Regions from separate parts of the Homo sapiens genome. Here region 2 is linked to region 1. A link is a loop called in an ENCODE intact Hi-C map of the cell type or tissue named here. Cell type or tissue: heart left ventricle. All regions are shown on one strand. Links, peaks and the distances in the headings refer to the core of each region. The heading gives the core; the rest is flanking DNA. Region 1 overlaps ATP5MJ (ATP synthase membrane subunit j). Region 2 overlaps PPP1R13B (protein phosphatase 1 regulatory subunit 13B).

Region 1 (11,741 bases), core at 832-5,831:
TACTAAGCCATTGATTACAAAGAGAAAAGAGAAAACTTTATGCTGCAAGACTAAAGTTTAGGACATTGTAGAAGGTAAGGAGCCCTGCAAATTTGAAAGGGCTGTTAGCTGTTCATAGAACATCTTTGGTAGGAATTTTACCATTTCTTGGCTATAAGACATTTTCTGAAAGCTTCCTGAATTGCTTTACCTAAGCTACAATGCCTTCAGCTAAATGTTAATTTTGACAAAGGCATTTTTGTAAAGCATTGATATGACTGCTTTTTTTTCCTTCCTTTTATTTTAGATAAAAGAAGTAAGGCTTTGAAAGGTAAGATTTTTGCTTCTGAAAATGGTTGGGAATGGAAAACAGCATCATGTCTTTTCAGGACAAGGTATATCGTTGTTCTCAATTGAAATCGAAACACAGTTCAGTATATATGTAAGGTGCAGTTGAAATGCTTCACAGCTTGAAGTTTGCTATGCCTGCTGGGAAAGAGAATTCTGAATTTCTGCTTTTTATAGTCAAGTGGATCAAGTAAAACTTCCAGGAGTAATAGAGGAATGGATTAATTAGAGGTAGTCGATATCATCACCAATAGGGAAGCACAAGTGAGCTGTGCAAGCATGCTGTCCTAGAAGTTCCCTAATGATGTCGTTTTATTTTGTTTATTGTTTTTTGAGACGGAGCCTCGCTCTGTCGCCCAGGCTGGACTGCAGTGCTGCGATCTCAGCTCACTGCAAGCTCCGCCTCCCAGGTTCATGCCGTTCTCCTGCCTCAGCCTTCTGAGTAGCTGGGACTACAGGCACCTGCCGCCACGCCTGGCTAATGTTTTGTATTTTTAGTAGAGATAGGGTTTCACATAGCCAGGATGGTCTGGATCTCCTGACCTTGTGATCCACCCGCCTCAGCCTACCCGTAATGATGTGTTTTTAATGGTTTGGTTTTGTTTTTTGGGTTTTTTTTTTTTTGAGACAGAGTCTCGCTGTGTTGCCCAGGCTGGAGTGCAGTGGCACAATCTTGGCTCACTGCAACCTCCGCCTTCCAGGTTCAAGCAATTCTCCTGCCTTAGCCTCCCAAGTAGCTGGGATTACAGGTGCCCGCCACCATACCCGGCTAATTTTTTGTATTTTTAGTAGAGATGGGGTTGGCCGGCTGGTTTCAAACTCCTACCTCAGGTGATCCACCTGCCTTGGCCTCCCAAAGTGTTGGGATTACAGGCGTGAGCCACTGCGCCTGGCCTTTAATGTATTTTGAAAGAAAGCGCCTTATAAATTTATGCCAGAGTGACAATGAAACTGTAGCCATTTGAATGTTACACAAACCCAGGACTGGCTACATGAGTTTGAGGAGGAGGTGTTTCCCTGCCTCTCTCTTTGCGCTGTGGGTGACCACTGCCTGTCTGCTGTCATTACATGAACCCTTAAGCACTCTGGGTGTTTCATATAGAAATAATCCTACTTTTCAATAGTATTGAAAGGTGTCATTTATCTTTTTGGACTGTTGATCAACTTCTTTTGATACTTGTTTAATAAATTACATCCAACTTGTTCCTTCCTTCTTAAATCATATTTATATATGCATCTCTTTCAAAAGCTTCAGCGCCTGCTCCTGGTCATCACTAACCAGATTTACTTGGAGTACATGTGAAAGAAAACGTCAGTCTGCCTGTAAATTTCAGCAAGCCGTGTTAGATGGGGAGCGTGGAACGTCACTGTACACTTGTATAAGTACCGTTTACTTCATGGCATGAATAAATGGATCTGTGAGATGCACTGCTACCTGGTACTGCTTTCAGTGTGTTCCCCCTCAGCCCCTCCGGCGTGTCAGGCATACTCTGAGTAGATAATTTGTCATGCAGCGCATGCAATCAGAATCTCACTGAGCCACCCATCATTGTGAAATAATTACCTCAGTTGTACAGGACTTGGTGATCAGGATCCAGGCACTCACTTGTATTCTACTGCTCAATAAACGTTTATTAAACTTGATCCTGCTACTTATCTTGTGGCCTCTCTGAGCCTCTTGTTTTCTTATTTGGAAAATGGAGATGTTAATTATGTAAGCTCTAACTTACAGTTATTATGAGGATAAATAAGAGAAAGATTTAAACTATGAAGTCCTTTAGAAATAAGGTAGCATTCAATGACATAGTAGTTGAAATTATAAGCTGTAGGAGAATATTGCATCAGGAAATAATCACAAGGCAAAGTACATAATAAGCCAATTGAAAAAAAAAGCCAATTGATTCTAGTTAGGCTAGTATCAAATGCATACTGCATAATATTTGTCTCCATCTAAGACAATTACCAAGATCCCTAAATTGTGCGCTAAAAAGATTCTAAAGCAGCAAGCATGGGGGTAAAAGTGAGTCCAGTTTGAAATCTGGCACTCTGCAGGTGGGTAGGAGAGCAGCTGTGGAATGGGGGTGGTGGCTGCACCCTGGGTGTCCTGTCCTCTTGAGACCATCCTGTTTATCATCTGTGTCTCTGGCATTTAGCCTCATTAGGTCTGGCCCATGGTAGATGTCCAACAGATGACGGAGATCTCTCTGAGCCTCAGTTTCTTTTGTAAGACAACCAAAACCTGTCATGGCTTCCTCCAACAGCCTCAGGGTTGTTGGGCTGTGTGAGAAGTTTGCAGGAAAGCATTACACAGCATCAGTGGAAGTCAGCGTCAGGTCGTGTGAGATTCAGAGGGTTTGGTTCTGACACAGGAATCACATTTTTCCTGCGAACGTATTTTGTTCTCTTCTGCCTCCAGAAGATGAATCTGCTGTGGTACAGAAAGGCCCTACCTTTAAAATTATCCATCTGCCCAGCTGCTCAGGCTTGAGAGTGCATTAGAATCACCTGGAAGGCCCTAACAGCCAGCTGGGCCCCAGTGTTCTGATTGCACTGCTGTAGGAAGGAGCCCAAGAACTTGTATGTCTAACAAGCATCCAGGACATGCGGATGCCAGGACCCCAGCTGGAAAATTTCTAATGATACAAAGAACCCAGGCCTGCCCTATCACAGCCTTCACATCCACTGCACTGGCACCAGGCTCCAGCCCTGTGTCACGCATCTTAGTGCATTTAGTCCACCTTAGAACCTAGTGAGGCATCAGTACAGGCCCTGACTTTCAGAACAGGAAACAGGCTGAGAGGCAGTAACACGCTACAGATGTCGCAGTTAGCAAGCACTGGGGCTAGGACTTGAACCCCCAGAACCTGAACTCTCCTCCAAAGGGAGGTGAGGACGGATGGGAGCTGCCCTCCCCACCCCCACCCCCCACCTCACCCCCGGAAGCAGAGATTGATGTGTCTGACCCAGGAGGGCTTCCCCACAAAGGCTGGGCCATTCCTCTTCTCCCTTTACTACTTAAGGCTTCCTTTGGCAAATTACCAGGGTAGGTTGGGCCCAGTGGCTCACGCCTGCACTTTGGGAGGCTGAGGCGGGCAGATCGCTTGAACCCAGGAGTTTGAGATCAGCCTGGGCAACATGGCGAAACCCCATCTCTACAAAAAATAACAAAAATTATCCAGGCGTAGCGGTGTGCGCCTGTAATCCCAGCTACTGGGGAGGCTGATGCTTGAGGATTGTTTGAGCTTAGGTCGAGACTGCAGTGAGCCAAGATCACACCACTGCATTCCAGCATGGGCGACAGAACGAGACCCTGTCTCAAAAAGAAAACAAAAAATAATTGCATTTGCTATCCCAGAACTCACTCACACACTGAATCCCTCGGGGTTTTGGAAACAACCAGGTCTTGTCCCGAAGGCAGCCTGTAGGTGGAGCTAGAGAATGTCACCTGGGCTTCCCCGTGGGCGAGGAGCACGGGGCCAGGAGGATCTGTTGAAAGGAGCATTTGGAGGGCGGTGCCAATGGGCAAGAGGTATGCACAGAGAGCCACGGGAGTGGGCAGGGCCAGTTCAGGAAGGAATCCCAGAGGCTTTTTGTCCCAAAGCCTACGCATTCGTGCTGCTCTGACTTAATGCAGTGCTCAGCTGTGCTGCAGAGTAACGACAAAGGCTGGGAGGAGAGGAAGTGGCTCACAGGCAGCTGAAGGTGTCATTTTAAACAACGTGCTCTAAGTTAGCCTCAGATGAGACTCTAGGAGAAGGCATGGTGTTTCTTCTTGATTGTCACTGTATCCCAGGGGTACACGCACCCCAACCAGAGGCTTTGGAGGGTGTGCTTCCTGCCACCCTCAAGGGAGTTGTCTCTGTCAAGCTAACGGATCCCGAGTTCCGGGGTGCCAGGCCGTAGTCTGCTTCATTTTTATCTGCACAATAACCCGTGAGCCCATACCATCACCCCATTTCACAGCTGAAGAAATGGATGCCCAGACAGGATAAGTAGTTTGTACTAGAGGATAACTACCTGGCTAACAAACCAACTAGTTAACTGGTTGGCCAGGATTCAAAATCTGACCCGCTTCAGAATCGGGACTCGGACCACAGCGTGGCTTCAGAGAGCTCCTTCACCTGTGCTGGGCGTGCGTTGCCGTCGGGGATGCGGCGGTGGTTAGCACACGTTCTCTTCACTCCCTGAACACAGAGGCTAGAGAACAGACCTGCAGACACACAGTGCCAGTGCTTGGCAGACACAATCCTGGACGTCTGTGCTGTTAGGAACCGTCTGACGGGCGCCAGCATCAGGCCTCGCTGCACACGGGCCTTGGAGCAAGCACAGCACCTGCTCAACAGCCAGCTCTGAGCACGGACCCTGCTTCCACCCTTCAGACAAACCAGCCACCAAGAGGCATTTCTGGTACGTACAGAGAAATGTGAACGTGGACTGGGTGTTAAGTGATGTTGAAGTGTTAATCTTATTAGGTGATCACCACCACAATAGTGGTATTGTAGTTATTAAAGAAAATTTCTTTGGTTTTAGAAATGGAGGTGCAGGCCGGGCACAGTGGATCATCTGAGGTCAGGGGTTCAAGACCAGCCTGGCCAACATGGTGAAACCGTGTCTCTACTAAAAATACAAAAACTAGCCAGGCGTGGTGGCACGCACCTGTAATCACAGCTACTTGGGAGGCTGAGGCATAAGAATTGCTTGAACCCAGGAGGCGGAGGTTGCAGTGAGCCGAGATCGTGCCATTGCACTCCAGCCTGGGCGACAGAGACTCTGTCTCAAAAAGAAAAAAGAAAGAAATGCAGGCGCAATTATGTAGGTGTGAAATGATACCTAGGATGTACTTTAAGATACACCAGCAAATACTAGCCAGTCAAAACAGATTGGGGGGACGGAGTCTCTAGATGGGATGAGATCGGTAATTGTGTAGAGGGTAGGGGGTGGACGTCTAGAAGTGCATTACAGAATTCACTCTGCATACATTTTAACTTTTCCCAATAAAAAGTTTTTAAAAATACTTTAAAAAAAAAGCCATGTGATGGAAGCCTGTGTTAGTATTATAATACCTGTTTGAGAAGCTGGCACTGTGCAGCCCCAGGAAATGAAGGTAACGACTCTGCGGGCGGCTCTGTCAGACAGTGACTGTCTCATCACCACTCTTCACAACAACCGCTCCCCTGATGTCTCTTACTACAAAGGAAGTCTCAGCTTTTTCACTTGTTTTCCCTCTTAAAGAATGATGTAATATAGGCCAGAGTTAATGAACACCTAAGTCTAGAGGGAAAATGTCAGAAAACTCTCATTTAGTTAGGAATAAAAACTTATTTTTTAAACCAGGCACAGTGGCTTATGCCTGTAATTCCAGCACTTTGGGAGGCCTAGGCCGGAGGATTGCTTGAGGCCAGGAGTTTGAGACCAGCCTGGGCAACATGGCAGAACCCTGTCTCTACAAGTAAATTTTAAAATTAGCTGGCTGTGACAGCTCACGCCTGTAATCCAAGCTACTCAGGAGGCTGAGGTGGGAGGATCGTTTGAGCCTGGGTAACCAAGGCTGCAGTGAGCTAGGGTTGTGCATTCCAGGTGGCAGAGTGAGACCTTGCCCCTCCCCCCCAAAAAAACCTTACTTTTTAAACTAAATTTACAACTCCAGACTGAATTTTTTATGGTTATAAAAACATTTTTAAAACTACAACTCAGGACTGAAATGTTCATGGTTATAAATGTTTCCATGCTGTCTTCCTGATCTGCTTTTTTTTCTTTTTTTTCTTTTTTTTTTTTTTTGAGATGGAGTCTTGCTCTCTTGCCCAGGCTGGAGTGCAGTGGCGCAGTCTCGGCTCACTGCAAGCTCTGCCTCCCGGTTTCACACCATTCTCCTGCCTCAGCCTCCCGAATAGCTGGAACTACAGGCGCCCGCCACCACGCGTGGCTAATTTTTTGTATTTTTATTAGAGACAGGGTTTCACTGTGTTAGCCAGGATGGTCTCGATCTCCTGACCTCGTGATCCGCCCGCCTCGGCCTCCCAAAGTGTTGGAATTACAGGCGTGAGCCACCTCGCCCAGCCTTTTTTTCTTTTCAAATATGGTAATACATTCAGTCTTTTCTGCCATCTTTATGGCTCTTGTTGCCCAGGCTGGAGTGCAATAGTGCGATCTCAGCTCACCACAACCTCCACCTCCCGGGTTCAAGCGATTCTCCTTTCAGCCTCCCGAGTAGCTGGGATTACAGGCATGCGCCACCACGCCCAGCTAATTTTGTATTTTTAGTAGAGATGGGGTTTCACCATCTTGGCCAGGCTGGTCTCGAACTCCCGACCTCAGGTGATCTGCCCGCCTTGGCCTCCCAAAGTGCTGGGATTACAGGCATGAACCACCGCGCCTGGTCTTTTTTGTTTGTTTGTTTTTGTTTTTGTTTTTGAGACGGAGTTTCGCTCTGTCACCCAAACTGGAGTGCAATGGCGTGATCTCCGCTCATTGCAACCTCCGCCTCCCAGGTTCACATCATTCTCCTGACTCAGCCTCCTGAGTAGCTGGGACTACAGGCATGTGCCACCACGCCTGGCTAATTTTTTGTATTTTTAGTAGAGACAGGATTTCACCATGTTAGCCAGGATGGTCTCCATCTCTGGACCTCGTGATCCGCCCACCTAGGCCTCACAAAGTGCTGGGATTACAGGGGTGAGCCACCGCACCCGGCCCAAGATCCGTCTTTACGTTTGAAAAAATATACTCCACTTCACAATAAAAAGGCTGAGTATTGCAATTTGAAAAACTTCCAATATACAACATCAAATGAATACTGTTTGGCTGAGAAAAATTTGAATTGACACGTCACTTTAAAGAAAAAAAGTTGGCCAGGCGCAGTGGCTCATGCCTGTAATCCCAGCACTTTGGGAGACCAAGGTGGGCGGATCACCTGAGGTCAAGAATTCGAGACCAGCCTGGCCAACATGGTGAAACCCTGTCTCTATTAAAAATACAAAATTAGCCGGGCGTGGTGGCACATGCCTGTAATGCCTGCTACTCAGGAGGCTGAGGCAGGAGAACTGCTTGAACCCAGGAGGTGGAGGTTGCAGTGAGCTGAGATTGCGCCACTGCACTTCCAGCCTGGGCGACAGAGACCCCGTCTCTGTCGAAAACAAAAAGTTGGATAATTAAAAAAACAAATTTGAGCATTTGGTATTTGGGTGTCTTAGAAGCCATCAAAAGAAGAGCCAAAGGTTTAGGCAGCTCAGAGCTGCAGGGAGCAAACCTCAGCCCTGGCATTATTGTAACCAAGGGACCAGCTCAAGCCAATTAACCAGTGCTTAAGTTAATTAGCTGACGCAGAGCCAGAATTGCCCAGGCGTGGGCAATGGGAAACACTTTAACCTCCTCATCCTTACCAGCAGCCTGGCCAGCCAGCTACATTGGCATCACCTGGGACCAGCTAGGAATGCCATAAAAGCTGGACCCACCCCCAGCTCAGGGAGGCAGAATTAAGCGTTGTCTCCCATCTCCTTGCAGTCCGCTCGCAATAAAGCTTTTTTCTTTCTTGGAAAGCTGGTGCCATAGTGTTGGCTTCTATGCGTGTCAGACACTGGGCCCATTGCTGAGTAACATGTCATCCTGAGCTACACTCACTGCACTGGTAGCTCCTTGGGACTCCAGGACCGAATTAGAGCAGGCAGCAGGCAGAGTTTGATGTGGCATCCTTGCTCCAGCATCCAGAGGAGGTGGGTTTCACAGAGTGGGAAAAAGTGTATTTCAGAGAGGGAGTTATTCACCACTAGCCATTTCAATAACCCCGAGCAGGTCGTGCAACCAAGACAGTTCACCCAACCCCGCCAAGACCCGCCTAACAACGCGGTGAGGAGGCTGCAGGCTCCCACAGAGCTCGCCCTCCCCCTGCAGGAGAAAGCGGCAGCTGGCGCTGGCCTCCCTAGCCCTGCTTCTACCACTGCTGCTGGCACCAAATGCAAGGCGTGAGGAAGAGGGTCGGGGTCTCAGAGGTCAGCCACGCTTCCTGAACTTTGTGGCGCGCACGCCATACTCGGGACAGTGGCCATGGAGAGGAAGTAAACGATGCTGCTCCCACCTCAGTAAAAACTGTAAACTAGGTCGTGTTGGAGTTGGAATATTATAAGTGTTTGTAGAACAGATGAAAATTAGGAGTGGTAAAAGAGGAATACTAAAATTTTAAAAATCGTAATAAGCCTCACATAAAAAGCACACAGAGTATCATTCTAGTTTTTTTTTTTTTTCTTTTTTTTTCGAGACAGAGTTTCACTCTGTTGCCCAGGCTGGAGTGCAGTGGTGCGATCTCCGCTCACTGCAAACTCTGCCTCCCAGGTTCACGCCATTCTCCTGCCTCAGCCTCCCAAGTAGCTGGGACTACAGGCACCCGCCACAGTGACCGGCAAATTTTTTGTATTTTTTGTATTTTTAGTAGAGACGGGGTTTCACCGTGTTAGCCAGGATAGTCTCGATCTCCTGACCTCGTGATCCGCCTGCCTCGGCTTCCCAAAGTGCTGGGATTACAGGCGTGAGCCACCGCCCCCGGCCTATTCTGGTTTTATTGTGCCATGTAAAAAGTGTTTCCAGGCCGGGCTGTAGTCCCAGCTACTCAGCTACTCAGGAGACTGAGGCGAGAGGATTACCTGATCCCAGGAGGTCGAGGCTGCAGTGAGCCGTGATCATGCCACTCTACTCCAGCCTGGATGACAGAGTGAGACTGTCTCAAGAAAATATATATATATATGTATTTCTGCAAATGCCTGTGCACAGCCTGTGCCTCTTATTTGTGCCCCTGTACCTGAGATCATTCACATAGGTTGGATTCGGGTTCCGGCTGGAGCTACTGCTCATTGCCTGTGTGGCCTCTGGCAAACTCCGTAACTTCTCTGGGCCTCGGCTTTCTCATCTCTAAATTAAGACTTCCAGAATCTCTCTCAGCTCTGTAATTCTATAGCTAATGGATTTGTAATGAACCTAAATTGCATCATCCAAAAATAAAGTAAACTGTGAAGCAATTGTAGGATAGATGATAAATTGCAGATGTATGTAAAGGACATGAATTCATCTCTTGTAAGCCTGATATCTAACAAAGGACCAGGCATTTATGGTAGGTACTCATATCTTTTAATGAATTTAATTAAATAAGGATGCTAATTAAAAAATAATTTCCTAGCTCTTGCTAAAATAGAGTAAGGGATATCTTTAGTGACTATATATTACCAATTACTCTATTACTAATGACAAGGAAATGACAGAATGGTTTCTGACTTCCTGGCCAGGCCAGAGGGAAGGACCATGCTCAGTGCAGCTATTGTGGTCCAGGAACCTGGTAGCTCTTTCTATTGCCAGAGTAGAAATTTGATTTAGCCTGTCCTCCAGAGCTAATCAGTCTGGAGGCAATGAGTCTCCCATAACTGAACTCCAAGATACTGATGCTTACCATAGACTCCACTGGGTTAATTAATAGAAATAAGCCTGTTAGGTGGACCAGACATGAGACGTAAGAAACTACAAAGAAAAGAGCAAATTTTTCCCAAGCCAAAGATGGGAAAGACAAGAAATTAGACGTTTCAATGGAAGAGAAAACAGAGAGCTGGGCACTCTGGCATGTGCCTATAATCCCAGGCTCAGGAAGCTGAGATAGAAAGATTGCTTGAGCTCAGGAGTTCAAGATCTCCCTCAGTAACATAGCAAGACCCCATCTTTTTTTTTTTTTTCAAGATGGAGTCTCGCTCTGTCACCCAGGCCAGAGTGCAGTGGCGCAATCTCAGCTCACTGCAACCTCCACCTCCCCGGTTCAAGCGATTCTTCTGCCTCAGCCTCCTGACTAGCTGGGACTACAGGTGCGTGACACCACGCCCGGCAATTTTTTGTATTTTTAGTAGAGACGGGGTTTCACCGTGTAGCCAGGATGGTCTCAATCTCCTGACCTCGTGATCCTCCCGCCTCGGGCTTTCAAAGTGCTGGGATTACAGGTGTGAGCCACCGCACCCGGCCGCAGGACCCCTCCTTAAAAAAAAAAAAAAAAGAAACGAAAAAGAGAAAAACAATGGAGAAAGATCAATGAAACCAAAAGCTGGTTCTTTGAGAACGTCAATAAAATGGATAAACCGCTAGCCAGACTGATCAAGAAAAAAATAAAGGAAGAAGATAAAATCAATATCAGGAATGAGAGAGATGCCATCTGGTCTTGAACTCCTGGGCTCATCTAAGGGAAACACAGCAGAGATGGAGGAGGAGGGATTGATTACAAAAAGTCAGGAGGAAACTTTGGGGGGTGATGGATCTGTTCATTTTCTTGATTGTGGGGATGGTTTGACTGTGTATATATATGTTAAAACTCATTGGCGAGGCTCGGTGGCTCATGCCTGTAATCCCAACACTTTGGGAGGCCGAGGCAGAAGAATCACTTGAACCAGGAGGCGGAGGTTGCAATGAGCTGAGATCGCATCACTGCGCTCCAGCCTGGTGATAAGGTGAGACTCCATCTCAAAAAAAAAAAAAAAACTCATCAAATTGTGCAATTAATGTGAAACTTACCAATAACCTCCAAATTATGTAGACATAATGTTATGTGGAGACTTTATACTTCAATAAAGCTATAAGAAAAGTTTCTGGCCGGGTGCGGTGGCTCACGCCTGTAATCCCAGCACTTTGGGAGGCCGAGGCGGGTGGATCACGAGGTCAGGAGATCGAGACCATCCTAGCTAACACGGTGAAACCCTGTCTCTACCAAAAAAATACAAAAATTAGCTGGGGATGGTGGCGGGCGCCTGTAGTCCCAGCTACTCAGGAGGCTGAGACAGGAGAATGGCGTGAACTGGTGAGGCGGAGCTTGCAGTGAGCCGAGATCACGCCACTGCACTCCAGCCTGGGTGACAGAGTGAGACTCCATCTCAAAAAAAAAAAAAAAAAAAAAAAAGGTTTCTAAAAATTCTATGCTGGCCAAGCGTGGTGGCTCATGCCTGTAATCCCAGTACTTTGGGAGGCTAAGGCAGGGGGATTTCTTGAGCCCAGAAGGTTGAGGCTGCAGTGAGCCATGATCGAACCACTGCACTCCAGTGTGCGGGACAGTGAGACCCTGTCTCAAAAAAAAAAAAAAAAAAAACCTGGGCGTGGTGGCTCACACCTGTAATCCCAGCACTTTGGGGGGCCAAGGTGGGCAGATCACCTAAGGTCAGGAGTTCAAGACCGGCCTGACCAACACAATGAAACCCCGTCTCTACTAAAAATACAAAAATTAGCCGGGTGTGGTGGCGGGCTTCTGTAATCCCAGCTACTCGGGAGGCTGAGACAGGAGAATCGCTTGAACCCGGGAGGTGGAGGTTGCAGTGAGCCGAGATCATGCCATTGCACTCCAGTCTAGGCAAGAAGAACAAAACTCCATATCAAAAAAAAAAAAAAAATTCTAGGCTAACCCTCAG
Region 2 (5,000 bases), core at 1-5,000, 99 kb after region 1:
TTTCACTGTGTTAGCCAGGATGGTCTCGATCTCCTGACCTCGTGATCCGCCCACCTTGGCTTCCCAAAGTGCTGGGATTACAGGCGTGAGCCACCGCGCCCCGCCGCCGGTTTTTGTTTTTTTTTAAATAGTGATGTGGTCTCGTCAAGTTGCTTAGGCTCATCTCTTAACTCCTACCCTCAAGTGATCCTTTTGCCTCAGCCTCCTAAAGTCTTGGGATTATAAGTGTGAGCCACGGGGCTCAGCCCATTGAAACTTTTACTGCCTTATCTTTTTTATTTTGAAGCATTTTAGAGTAGTGGTTTAAAGCTTAAGCTTTGGAGTCACACAGGCCAGGGTTAAATCCTGACTCTAGTATTTATTAGTTCAGCAGACTTGGGACAAATTATTATTTTATTTATTTATTTATTCATTTATTTTGAGACGGAGTCTTGCTCTGTCGCCCAGGCTGGAGTGCAGTGGGGCAATCTCGGCTCACTGCAAGCTCGGCCTCCCAGGTTCATGGCATTCTCCTGCCTCAGCCTCCCAAGTAGCTGGGATTATAGGCATGTGCCACCATGCCCGGCTAATATTTGTATTTTTAGTAGAGACGGGGTTTCACCATGTTGGCCAGGCTGGTCGTGAACTCCAGACCTCAGGTGATCCATCCGCCTTGGCCTCCCAAAGTGCTGGATTACAGGTGTGAGCCACCACGCCCATCTGGGACAAATTATTTAACCTCTCTGACCCTCTTTTTCCTAATCTGTAAAGTGAAGAGTAGTACCTATATCACAAAGATGGTATGACAATTGAGAATGTGTAAAGTCCATACTATAATGAGTAATAATAAGTACCAATAAATGATAATGGAAATGTTTTTTCCCTAGTGCAGTGACTTTTCATTTAGTTTTATGGAAGTCCTGGTAGGTTTCATGAGGCCCTCAGAGTAGTATCTTTCAAACTTTTCTGACCATGAACCCACACTAAGAAATACCTTTTACAAGGTGACTCAGTTCTTACCTAAATACTCAGACACGTATCTATACGTGTCAAAATGTCAGGAGAAAACACCCTATGTTACTCTTCTCTTACCCTGCTATAAAGAACTACCGGAGACTGGGTAATTTATAAAGGAAAGAGATTTAATGTACTCACAGTTCTGCGTGCCTGGGAGACCTCAGGAACTTACAATCATGGCGGAAGGCACCTCTTCACAGGCTGACAGGAGAGAGAACGAATGCCAGCAGGGGAAATTCCAGATGCTTATAAAACCATCAGATCTCGTGAGACTCACGCATTATCACGAGAACAAAATGGGAGAAACCGCCCCATGATCCAATTATGTCCACCTGGTTCTCCCCTTGACACATGGGTATTACAATTCAAGATGAGCTTTTGGGTGGGGCACAGCCAAACCATATCTTACCCTTTCCATGGGCAGTGTACTGTCTTATTTTTTATAGAAGTTTTAGATATACAGAAAGATGGAGCAGAAAGTACGGTGGGGACGTGAAAGTACAGTGGGGACTCTCTTCTGGATTTGTGCTTTTTTTTTTTAACATTGCTGAATAACTGAATAATATTCCAGCAGTATTATGTACCACAGTTTGTTTATCCATTCATCTACTGAAGGACATCTTGGTTGCTTCCAAGTTTTGGCAATTATGAACAAAGCTGCCATAAACATTCACATGCAGGTTTTTGTCTGGACACATTTTCAACTCCTTTGGGTAAAGACCAAGTGGTGGGATTGCTGGATCACATGGTAAAAGTATGCTTAGTTTTTTAAGAAGCCACCAAACTGTCTTCCAACATGGCTGTACCATTTTGTATTCCCAACTGCAAGTTCCTTTTGCTCCGCATCCTCACCAGTGTTAGGTGTTGTCGATGCTTTGGATTTGGGCCATTCTAGTAGGTGTGTAGTAGTATTTCACTGTTGTTTTATTAATAATTTGCAATTCCCAAATGACCTATGATACGGAACATGTTTTTCATATGTTTATTTTTCCATTTGTATGTCATCTTTGGTGAAGTATCTGTTCAGATCATTTGCCCATTAAAAATTAGGTTGTTTTGGCCAGGTGCGGTGGCTCACGCGTGTAATCCTAGCACCTTGGCTGAGGCAGGGGGATCATTTGAGGTCAGGAGTTCGAGACCAGCCTGGCCAACATGGTGAAACACCATCTCTACTAATGATACAAAAATTGGCTGGGCCTGATGGCAGGCACCCCAATCCCCGCTACTCAGGAAGCTGAGTCACGAGAATCGCTCGAACCCAGGAGGCAGAGGTTGCAGTGAGCTGAGCTTGTGCCACGGCACTCCAGACTGGGCGACAGAGTGAAACTGTGTCTCAAAAACACAGAAACAGCCACACGCGGTGGCTCACGCCTGTAATCCCAGCACTTTGGGAGGCCGAGGTGGGCGGATCACAATGTAAGGAGTTCGAGACCAGCCTGGCCAATATGGTGAAACCCCATCTCTACTAAAAATATACAAAAATTAGCTGAGTGTGGGGGCAGGCACCTGTAGTCCCAGCTACTCGGGAGGCTGAGGCGGGAGAATCGCTTGAACCCAGGAGGCAGAGGTCACAGTGAGCTGAGATTGCGCCACTGCATTCCAGCCTGGGTGACAGAGACTGTCTAGAAAAAAAAAAAAAAAAAAACCACACACAGAAACAAAAACATTAGCTTGTTTTATGATTATTGAGGTTTTTTTTTTTTTTTTTTTTTTGAGGGGGAGTCTGGCTCTGTCGCCCAGGGTGGAGTGTAGTGGCTCAATCTCAGCTCACCGCAAGCTCCGCCTCCCAGGTTCACGCCATTCTCCCACCTCAGCCTCCCAAGTAGCTGGGACTATAGGCGCCCACCACCACACCCGGCTAATGCTGTTTTTGTATTTTTAGTAGAGACGGGGTTTCACCATGTTAGCCAGGATGATCTTGATCTCCTGACCTCATGATCTGCCAGCCTTGGCCTCCCAAAGTGCTGGGATTACAGGTGTGAGCCACTGCGCCCGGCCTGGGTGACAGAGCGAGACTCCATCTCAAAAAAGAAAAAAGAGTTATTTGTGTATTTAGGATACAAGTCCTTTATGTATTTATTTATTTAGTGACGGTCTCACTCTTGTGCCCAGGCTGGAGTGCAGTGGCACAGTCATAGCTCACTGCAGCCTCGACCTTCTGGGCTCAAGCAATCCTCCTACCTCAGCCTCCCAAGAAGCTGGGACTACAGGCCTGCACTACTACACCTGGCTACTTTTTGTGTTTTTTGTAGAGATGGGGTCTCCCTATGTTGTTCAGACTGTTCTCGAACTCTTGGGCTCAAGTGATCCACCCATCTTAGCCTCCCAAAATGCTGGGATTACAGACATCCCGAAGTGCTGGGATTATAGGTGTGAACCACCACACCTGGCCAAGTCCTTTATCAAATATGTACTTTGCAGATATTTTCTCCCAGTCTGTGGCTTGTCTTTTCATTCTCTTAATAACTGTTATATATTGTTCTGTTCTAGTTCATTAAAAAACAAAACTGGTCCTGAGGCACTAATTGATTTTAGAGCCCACTAAGAGGTCATAGTCTGTGGTTTAAAATTCAGTGTTTGTTCTGCTTCCATAATATTCACGTGATCAACATTAGTAAAGCAACCATTATTTCAAGCAGTAATTTTCTTTGTCTTTTTTTTTTTTTTTTTTTTTTTTTGAGGAGGAGTCTCACGCTGTCCTCTAGGCTGGAGTGCAGTGTGGCATAATCTCAGCTTACTGCAACCTCTGCCTCCCGGGTTTAAGCAATTCTCCTGCTTCAGCCTCCTGAGTTAGGTGGAATTACAGGCACGCACTGCCATGCCCGGCTAATTTTTTTTTTTTTTTTAGTAGAGACGGGGCTTCACCATGTTGCCCAGGCTGGTCTTGAACTCCTGACCTCAAGTGATCCACCGGGCTCAGCTTCCCAAAGTGCTGGGATTACAAGCACGAGCCACCACACCTAGCCTCAAGCAGTCACTTTCAATTTTTTTTTTTCTTTTTTGAGATGGAGTCTCGCTCTGTCATCCAGGCTGGAGTGCAGTGGTGCGATCTCGGCTCACTGCAAGCGCCACCTCCCGGGTCACGCCATACTCCTGCCTCAGCCTCCCGAGTAGCTGGGACTACAGGCGCCCACCACCACGCCCAGCTAATGTTTTGTATTTTTAGTAGAGACGAGTTTCACTGTGTTAGCCAGGATGGTCTTAATCTCCTGACCTCATGATCCGCCTGCCTTGGCCTCCCAAAGTGCTGGGATTACAGGCATGAGCCACCACGCCCAGCCAAAGTAATTTTCAATATTGATGAACAGTGGTGTCAGAATTGATACTGTTCTTTATTCTAGAGTATTATTTTCTAATTTTAATTTTTTATTATTTTTGAGAGGAAGTCTCACTCTGTCACTTGGCTCACTGCAACCTCTGCCTCCTGGGTTCAAACGATTCTCCTGTCTCAGCCTCCTGAGTAGCCGGGATTATAGGCATGTGCCACCACGTCGGGCTAATTTTTGTATTTTTGGTAGAGATGGGGTTTCACCATGTTGGCCAGGCTGGTTTCGAACTTCAGACCTCATGATCCACCTGCCTCAGCCTCCGAAAGTGCTGGGATTAAAGGCATGAGCCTCCACGCCTGGCCTTTTTAAAATTTTGAGACAGCTGGGCGCGGTGGCTCACACTTGTAATTCCAGCACTTTGGGAGGCCAAGGCGGGCAGATCACAAGGTCAAGAGATCAAGACCATCTGGCCAACATGGTGAAACCCCGTCTCTACTAAAAATACAAAAATTAGCCAGGCATGGTGGCGCATGCCTCTAGTCCCAGCTACTAGGGAGGCTGAGGCAGGAGAATCACTTGAACCCGGGAGGCAGAGGTTGCAGTGAGCCGAGATCGTGCCACTGCACTCCAGCCTGGGCGACAGAGCGAGACTCTGTCTCAAAAATAATAATAATAATTTTGAGACAAGAGTTTCACTTTGTCACCCAGGCTGGAGTGCAGTGGTTTGATCATAGC

The links. Hi-C counts contacts between places; a loop is a spot of excess contacts. Peaks named below come from ENCODE experiments on the same cell type or tissue, not always from the same donor. Only the 100,000 strongest peaks of a DNase experiment are listed, where the experiment ranks them.
Region 2: it touches region 1 in a loop (8-fold over the local background); 99 of 110 quality-filtered maps call a loop at or near these places.

Annotation. Positions count from the first base shown.
Region 1 is chr14:103,902,530-103,914,270 of GRCh38, reverse strand. ATP5MJ (ATP synthase membrane subunit j) reads left to right here. Exons shown (of 4, transcript NM_004894.3): 3 at 287-310; 4 at 1,577-1,983. The coding sequence ends at 1,605. Among named protein-coding and RNA genes, the nearest start is that of ATP5MJ, 13 kb to the left of the region's middle. RefSeq lists an enhancer at 2,985-3,485. In heart left ventricle, for the core only: a CTCF peak has its summit at 3,743 (motif pointing right); a DNase peak (open chromatin) is centred at 3,820; H3K4me3 peaks cover 532 bases; H3K27ac peaks cover 345 bases.
Region 2 is chr14:103,809,769-103,814,768 of GRCh38, reverse strand. The region is part of intron 1 of PPP1R13B (protein phosphatase 1 regulatory subunit 13B); the gene reads left to right. Among named protein-coding and RNA genes, the nearest start is that of PPP1R13B, 35 kb to the left of the region's middle. In heart left ventricle, for the core only: no CTCF peak of the experiment used is centred there; a DNase peak (open chromatin) is centred at 2,810.